Linked DNA regions of Homo sapiens: region 1 is linked to region 2. A link is an interaction called in ENCODE POLR2A ChIA-PET data of the cell type or tissue named here. Cell type or tissue: IMR-90. All regions are shown on one strand.

Evidence for each region. Peaks named below come from ENCODE experiments on the same cell type or tissue, not always from the same donor. Only the 100,000 strongest peaks of a DNase experiment are listed, where the experiment ranks them.
Region 1: POLR2A ChIA-PET joins it to region 2 with 7 read pairs; 5 of 35 experiments call an interaction of 5 or more read pairs at or near these places.

What each region holds. Positions count from the first base shown.
Region 1 is chr14:74,782,720-74,786,719 of GRCh38, forward strand. All of the region lies in intron 4 of YLPM1 (YLP motif containing 1), which reads left to right. Among named protein-coding and RNA genes, the nearest start is that of YLPM1, 21 kb to the left of the region's middle. In IMR-90, no CTCF peak of the experiment used is centred here; no DNase peak of the experiment used is centred here.
Region 2 is chr14:74,522,381-74,526,380 of GRCh38, forward strand. It overlaps LTBP2 (latent transforming growth factor beta binding protein 2), which reads right to left. Exons shown (of 36, transcript NM_000428.3): 14 at 3,695-3,734; 15 at 2,744-2,845; 16 at 410-538. Among named protein-coding and RNA genes, the nearest start is that of ISCA2, 31 kb to the left of the region's middle. RefSeq lists enhancers at 68-946, 1,408-2,347. In IMR-90, no CTCF peak of the experiment used is centred here; a DNase peak (open chromatin) is centred at 2,291; H3K27ac peaks cover 147 bases.

The sequences.
Region 1 (4,000 bases), 260 kb after region 2:
TAAGCCAATATTCTACTGGCTTGAGGCAGTGAAATTTAGCATAAGGTAAGTAGGACTTTTATTTTATCCATTCAGCAAATATTTAAGTTCCTGCTCTTGTACTTAGAGCAGTGAATATAGCAGAACACATAAAATTCCTGCCCCCATGGAGCTTACATCCTTTATATTTTCCCCAGTTAAGGAGATACTTCTGTTTATCCTGAACAACATATTTAGAAAGAAAAAAAATTGCTGGTGTGTAAGTTTTTTCTCTTTACCTTCTAAAAACTGTTAAATTCATTTTTTCCAAGTTTGTAAAAATAGATTTTTCTCCCCAAGTTGACCTAAATGATAACTTTTCTATGGAAATTATTATTATTTTTTGAGACAGGGTCTCGGTTTTTCACCCAGGCTAGTGTGCAGTGATAGAATTATGGCTCAGTGCAGCCTCTTCCTCCTGGGTTCAAGCAGTCCTCCCACCTCAGCCTCCCAGGTGGCTGGGACCAGAGGTGCGCACCAACACATCTGGCCAGTTTTTAAAAAATACTTCGTAGAGATGGGGATCTTCCTATGTTGACCAGGCTGGTCTCAAACTCCTGGGCTCAAGCGATCCTCCTGCCTTGGCCTCCCTGCCTGCCGTGGCCTCCCAAAGTGCTGGGATTACAGGTGTGAGCCACCACGCTCAGCCAGAAAAATACTTTAATCAGTTTTTTTCTCAGTTGGGAATTGTAGTAGAAATGGGTACTCCTTATACAAAATTCAAACATTACAGAAAAGTGTAGAAAAAAGTGAAAGTCACCTAATTCCACCATCTGGAGAGAATCATTTTAAAAATATATGTTGCAGAAATGGGATCATACTGAGTAGATTATCTTATAACTTATTTTTCCACCAATCTGCGTATTGCTTAGATTTTCATCTCAGTATCAGTGGATCTACATCATCATTTTTTTCAACCTCATTTTAACATTTGAAAACAAAATATATCTTTTATTCCCCAAGCTTATAATTCTGAAAGCAGTGTGGCACAAAACTCCATCCACAATCAAAGTTAAGAGAAAGGGCAATTAACATGAATTCCTCTGTGTACCAAGAAGCCTTGCTAGAGACTTTACACACATTATTATCTCATGGAAGTCTTCTCAACAACCTGTGAAGTAGGCAGATTATTCTCCATTTACTCTTAACAAAATGGCACTGAGAGGACTGCGTAACTTGCTCAGTCAGGATTATTTAGCAGAGTGAGTAGAACCCCAGAATAGGTACAGTTGAGTCTAGAGGGTCCCCAAAGCAAAAGTACTATTTAAGCTCTGTTTACTGCCATGATTCAAGCCTATACTGTCAGTGCTTATTTGGCATGTGTATCATCTTGATTTGAATTCGTTCTTAATCTCCTGGAATGAGCATTGCCTTTTAGATCTGGTAACTAATTTGCTATCAGAGAAGTACATTCTTAACACCTCATGAAACATACATTTCCTGCTCCCTTGATTTCCGTCATGTTAATATTTTCTCTCTTTGCCTACTAAATCTTGGCTGTGTGAATTTAGGACCTATTTTAAGTTTTGTCTTCAGAAGAAAATAACTTCTCAAGTTAATAATCTCTGTGCTGGGAGGATATTAGCAATTATCTAATATATCTGTCTACGGCAACGCACGTTTGTATTCCATTTCAGTTTGTCACAATGAGTCTTGCACATATCATCTTATTTATTCCTCTTAGTGATATCAGGAGGTAAATAAATACATAAGAAAAGCTGAGATTCAGAGAGGTTGTAAATACCTTGCCTCATATAACACAGCTAGTAAATGGTCAAGATGAGATTAGAATCCAAGGACTTCTGACCCACTTTAAGTCCATTGTACTTTCTGTGATGAGCAGTTGTATGCTTAACATTGGCATTGTGATTAGGAACACTGCCATATAAGGCATTGATTCTAGAAAGTTTGTTTTTTACATTGAACCTAAATGTGATTCTTTAACTTTTATCTGTTGATTCTAGATTTGCCTCTGGAGCAACACAGAATGAATTATCCTATGCCTCTTCTACAGCATGTCACTACAGTTATTTAAAAACTATTACCCTCATGTCTCCCTCACCCTACCTCACCCAGTTTGCTCTGCCAATCACAACTCAGATTCTTTTCATCTTAACATTGTTTCTAACCTCATCCTGCTGTACTGCTCACTGTCCTTTGAAGGGCCTTTAGTTTGTTAGTCTCCTTCAGAATGAACACTTACTTCAGATGCAGAGGAGCATGGGCCTAGTACCAACTTCATTATAAATAATGTGCTTATATTGTATAGCTTAACAAATTGCTTTTTTGTTTGTTTTTTTCAGCACTCTCACAGTGTTGACTCTTGTTGAACTTAACATCAATCTAGCTTCCCAGGTCTTTTTCACATTAGCTTTTATTAAGCCAAGTCTCTCTTATCCTGAACTTGTGTGGTTGGTTTTTTGTTTTTGTTTTTCTTGTTCCTTTTTCTAAGACTTTACATTTCTCTTTAGATTGTTTTCTAGTTAGGTTTGCACCATCATTTCAGTCTGCTGAAATCTTGGTCAATGATGATTATATTGTTTTAGGTATGTGATATCCCTCTTCAGCATTTTCATCTGCAGCTTTGATAAGGATGGCTTTTTAATCCTTGAATTGGATCCTACTCACATTATCCACCTTGTTTTGAAAACGTTTCCCCTAACTAGCTTATGTCATTGCCATTTCAGTCACCCCCTGCTGCTTTTGCTCACTCAGCCCTTATAGAGTATAGTTTGGGACTGTTACCCAGGCATAGTTCTTTTTCTCCAGTGTAACTAGGTAAAAAATCAGTGGGAAGCTGGTTAGTGAGTGAACAAGACTGAGGTAAGAATAATCTATACTATTAAGGAAACCTGTGAACTTCTTGTATTTCTAATTCAGATTTTGCTATCAAACATATAACTGATATGAGAAGCCACTTTTTTTAAATAATCAAAGCTGATTAGAAAAACAAGAGTTTAGAACACAACTAAACAAATTTACTGATAACATGCTGTTACAAATAAAGTACTGTAAATGGCTTTGAGTTTTTGCAAAATCCAGATTTAAGCTGCTTTATAAAAACGAGATTTCTAAAAAGTCATGTGACAAAACTGCATGACATGTAAATAACATATCACATTGTTGAGAGTCTAGGGGAGCTGTTTTGACACTGTGTATATCATTGGATTCACTCAGTCTTCCAGAAGACTACCGTTGGTCCAGAAAACTGTCATATCAATGGATGTTGGTTTTCCAGGACCTTTTTTTTCACATATAATAAAACTTATTGAAACGTAACAGAGAAGTGCACAATTTTAAGTGTTCAGCTTAGTGAATTTTCACAAAATAAAGACACACATTGGCCAGGTGCGGTTGCTCATGCCTGTAATCCCAGCACTTTGGGAGGCTGAGGGGGGAGCGGATCATGAGGTTAAGAGTTCGAGACCAGCCTGGTCAATATGGTGAAACCCCATCTCTACTAAAAAATACTAAAATTAGCTGGCATGGTAACATGCGCCTGTAGTCCCAGCTACTTGGGAGGCTGAGGCAGGAGAATTGCTTGAACCCGGGAGGCGGAGGTTGCAGTGAGCCAAGATCGTGCCACTCTACTCCATCCTGGGTGACAGAGTGAGACTCCGTCTCAAAAAAAAAAAAAAAAAAAAAGGCACACATGGTATCACTACTAGATCAAGAAATAGGAATTACTGGTGCCCAAGAAATCTCCCTCATCCCCCTCAGTTATTTTCTAATACCCCAAAGATAACTGCTATACTGAGCCATAGATTAGTTTTGCCTATTTTTGAACTTCATGTGAGTGAAATAATACTGTATGTACTCATGAGTCTGGCATCTTTCACTTGACATTGTATTATTGTGAGAGTCATCCATGTTGTGTGTAGTAGTAGTTTATTCCCGTTCCTGTACAATAGTTCATTGTATGAATATAACACAATCTGTTTATCCATTTTAATATTAATGGTCATTGAAGTTTTTTGGTTAT
Region 2 (4,000 bases):
CACTTGATGATTTATCTTAGCCTCAGACCTCCCCCTACGGATGACCCTGGTGGAGACATTTGCAACTGGGGCAGTCCTGGGTGTGCTCTCCAGGCAGCAAAATGGCCAGTTTGAGGGGTGGGCTGATCTCAGAGAAGAGGGCTGCCAGGCACAGGCCAGGATGCATGCAATGGGCTGGCTTCTGTGCTCCTGGAGTCCTGGAGACTCATCGGATGGGGCTCACCGAGACTGGTCTTCCCCTGAAGGTTAAAGTTAGCTTAGTCCACAGGGACTGTGCTCCTCCTAAACTCATCAACCACCCAGCACTGCTTGGACCTTCTGCTTCTTCCTGGACTCTCAACTCGGCCTCTTAGCCCCTGCTCCCATCTACCCCAGCCGCCAAGTAAGCCCAGGGCACCCAAGTGAATACCTGTGCAGTAGGCCTGGCTGGGGTGCAGCTGGTAGCCAGGGCTGCAGACACATCTGTATCCATCGGGGAGGTTCACGCAGGTTCCAGGGCCACAGACGTTGGTGGCTCCAGCAGCGCATCTGTCAATGCCTGTGGGAGACAGAGCAAAACAGAGGTTATGGCAGGGTGGGTGCTGGACAAAGGCAGTGGAGCGGGGTGGGGACAGTCAGTGGCCAGGGTCTAGGGGCCTCAGAAGGCCAACCTTAGCCAGGCCCTCCCTCCCATACCCATGCACAGCTTGGCCTTGCATAAGACCCTAGGGGACCTCTGCCCAGCACCCCGAGCCCTACCCAGGATGGAGGTCATAGTAGGGCATCCCCCTCACCGAGATCTAATGGATAACCCATATTTCCAGCAAATTTCCAGCAAAACCCCTCCATCCTAGCCCCACCCCGAAAATGGGCCTGACTCCTACCCAGTGCCCAGCGCCATCCCTCCCTGCAACTCCTGCCCAGTTTTCCCTGGACAGACAGACAGACCTGGTGAGTAAGGTGCTTGGGGAAAACTGCCAGGGGAAAATGGGAGGGGTGGACTGGGGTCAGCTGAGCAGAGCCTTGAAAGCCACATTGAGACTGGCCTGTAACAAGGATTTTGTGAAAGGTGGGGGTGGGTCAGAGCAGTCCTAGAAAGGCCACTCAGGCAACGAGATGATGGATGAACTGGTAAGGGAGGTATAGTGGGTCCTTAAAACCTGTTGAAATAATTTAAATGAGGGTCTGCCTTGGGTGGTGGTGATGGGGTGAGAAGTGGGGAGACAGGTACAGAATTGAGAAATAGTTTGGAGGCAGACTCACTGGGACTCGGGGTTGAGGCTGTGTAGACAGCAGAGACTTTAGCTTTCTGAACGGTATCCCTAATACTAGAAAGGTACCTGGCACTTAGAACATGCCAAATGGATAAATGAATGAATGATGCTTCTGCATTTGTGTCCACCCTGAAGTCTTTGCCTGAAGCCCACATGCTCAGGGGTCCCTGCCCCGCCCCCATAGCTTGGGAGAAGCCGAAGACCCAAGGGAATGGGTTGGGGAATGGTCTGTACGTGGGTATACAGTGGGGCTTAACAGTCTGCCAGATTGTACTGAATTGAATGTGCACCCAAGGCTACCCTCTCCCCGGGCCTGGCTCTAAGTTTGTGTCAGCCTTGGGGGTTGTGGGGGCCCTCAGCTGGGTCCTAAATGTCTGCCCAGAGGGGTGAGGTTACAGAATGGCAGAGGAGAAGGGGGATAGGGCAAAAGGCTGAGGCTGGGGTTGCGGTGGGGACACTCATCCACATGCCAAGAGCTGCTGCTGAGCTTGGCCTGCCCCCTGCCCCCTGCCCCCTGCTTCCCATCCCTTCCTCCAGGTCCATTTTCCTTGTCAGAAATTCAGCACTCCTCTGCACACTCTGCCTGCTGAGCAGAGGCCAGAAGGGGATGCTCCCTGGAGCAGCGCTTTGAGCCCAGAGGAGAGAGGTCCCAGGAGAGGTCAGTGGGGTGTGCCTGGGAAGGCTGGACCCCTACTCCCCACTCTCTGGACTGTTCCACCAGGCGCAGGGGCTTTCCCTTTGCTGAAGGAAATCCAGAACCCCCTGACCACCCTCACCCCCAACACAAGGTGACTGGGTCTCTGGACCCAGTCGTAAGGTTAAGAGAGCAGGAGCCCCAGGAGCGGGCACACACGTGTACAGGGAGCAGCGGCAACAACACCCGCCTTGCTTCTCCTGCACCAAGTCCCCAGACAATGAGCCTTTAAGGAGGGCACATTCCAGAGCAAGGTGGATTTGCCAGGATCGCCCCCACACCCGCCCCTCGCCCCCATCACTGTAGCTGACCAGAGGGAGAGGAATGCAGGCTTGGTTAAACAACCTTGAGAAATAGAACCATGTTCCTTCCCGAAAATCAGCCCTCCCCGTGGGCAGGCAGCTGCTCGCTGCCAGGCACTCTGCTGACTCAGGGGAGTGGCCTGGAAGAGCCAGGATCCCAGTGGCCCTCACTCCCCATGCTCCCCTTCCTTGAGAGGGACCCCCAGATTCTCCTGGAAGACCCCTGGCTTCCTTCTCCCATGGTGTCCCTTCTCTTCCCCCTTCTGGGCTTGGGCAGTGCTCCAGGCAGGGCTCTTGTTTTCACAAGAGGGACCCTGTGTTCTTTGTAAGATGAGGCCAGGGGTGCACAGCCCAGCTGGGAGCCTGCTGGGGACTTTACCTAGTTGGAAAGGTGAGGGGGCATTCCATTCATGCCCCTGCCCTGGAGTTGGCTCTGGACAGACACAGCTCACAGGGCAGGGTGCAGGGAGCCCCAAAGGTCTGGCTGCAGCTACCTGGGGTGCTCAGGGTCACCAGCACATCAGTGGAGGGGGTCACTTGTTCTTCCTGTATCTCTGCAATCCCCTGTTCAGGCATTGGTGGGGTTGTGGCATTCCCTGTGGAGGAGAGAGGGGAAGAGGTGGGGTTGTGGCCCCTTGGCTGGCCATGGCCCTTCCCTCTTCCCTGGTGCTCAGACTCCCAAGAACGAAGGGTGAAGCCTGGGGTGGGTCACTCCCATGCCTTCCAGTCTCCTGAAAGTTGATCTGGCCCCACTTAGAGAATCTGAGAGCTCTAACAGGCGTTGGAGCACATCCAGTCTAATCCTCCATGTCAGGGCCAGGAGACTGAGGCTTGCAGAAATGGTCACTTGTCCAAGGCCAGTCAGCTTGTCGGAGGCACAGCTGACACCTGGGTTTCCTAATTCCCACTTCAACATTCTTTCACTTCTGCTTACAAAGCATTTCACAGCTTACAGAGCTCTGCCACAAATACCAACATCTTATTTGCTTTGAGAGTCTGCAAGACAGGCATCAGTGTCTTCTACCGTTTTACAAGAAGCATGAGCTCAGCCTTCCAATGTCTGAACCCAACACCAGTGACAGGCAAGTAGTGGTTTCAGGACAAGACCTCTTGGGGGAAAGAGTCTAGCGACCCAGCCAAACACCTGTTTCAGCTAGTGCTGTCTCTTTGTTCTGATTTATGTGCTAAGTGGTGCCATGAAATTTGCAAAGAGTTCTGTGGCTAGAAAACTATCTGTGAAGCGTCATGGGGTCTCTCGCTGACTTCACAGCACCTTAGGTGTATAGAGAGCTCCCAGAAACAGCACTCACAGGCCACGTCCTTCTCACCCTCCTCTGATGTGTGTGTGAGCGTGAACCAGCTCACACATAGTAACTCCACTCCTGATTAAGGGCTCTTTCCCTCCCTTCTCTTTTGCCTAGGAGCCGCCAGGAAGAGGGACTCACCTGTGACCCAGGCAGGTGCATGAGTGACACTGGTCGTGACCTGCACAGAAACAGGAGAAGGTCACTTTTGGCTCCTCTGCCGTACCTGTGATGTGCCACCTTCCACCACACTGACCCCCACCTCCGGGCTTCCTACCAGGAGCTCATTCATGTTTTCATTCATTCCAGGTATTGATGAGTTCTTACTCTATGCTGGGCATTCTGCCAGGCACTTTACACACACTCACTTCATTAACCTTCTCAACTATCTTATGATGGGAGGTTGAAATGATTAAATGAGCTGATATACATACTATGCCAGCTCAG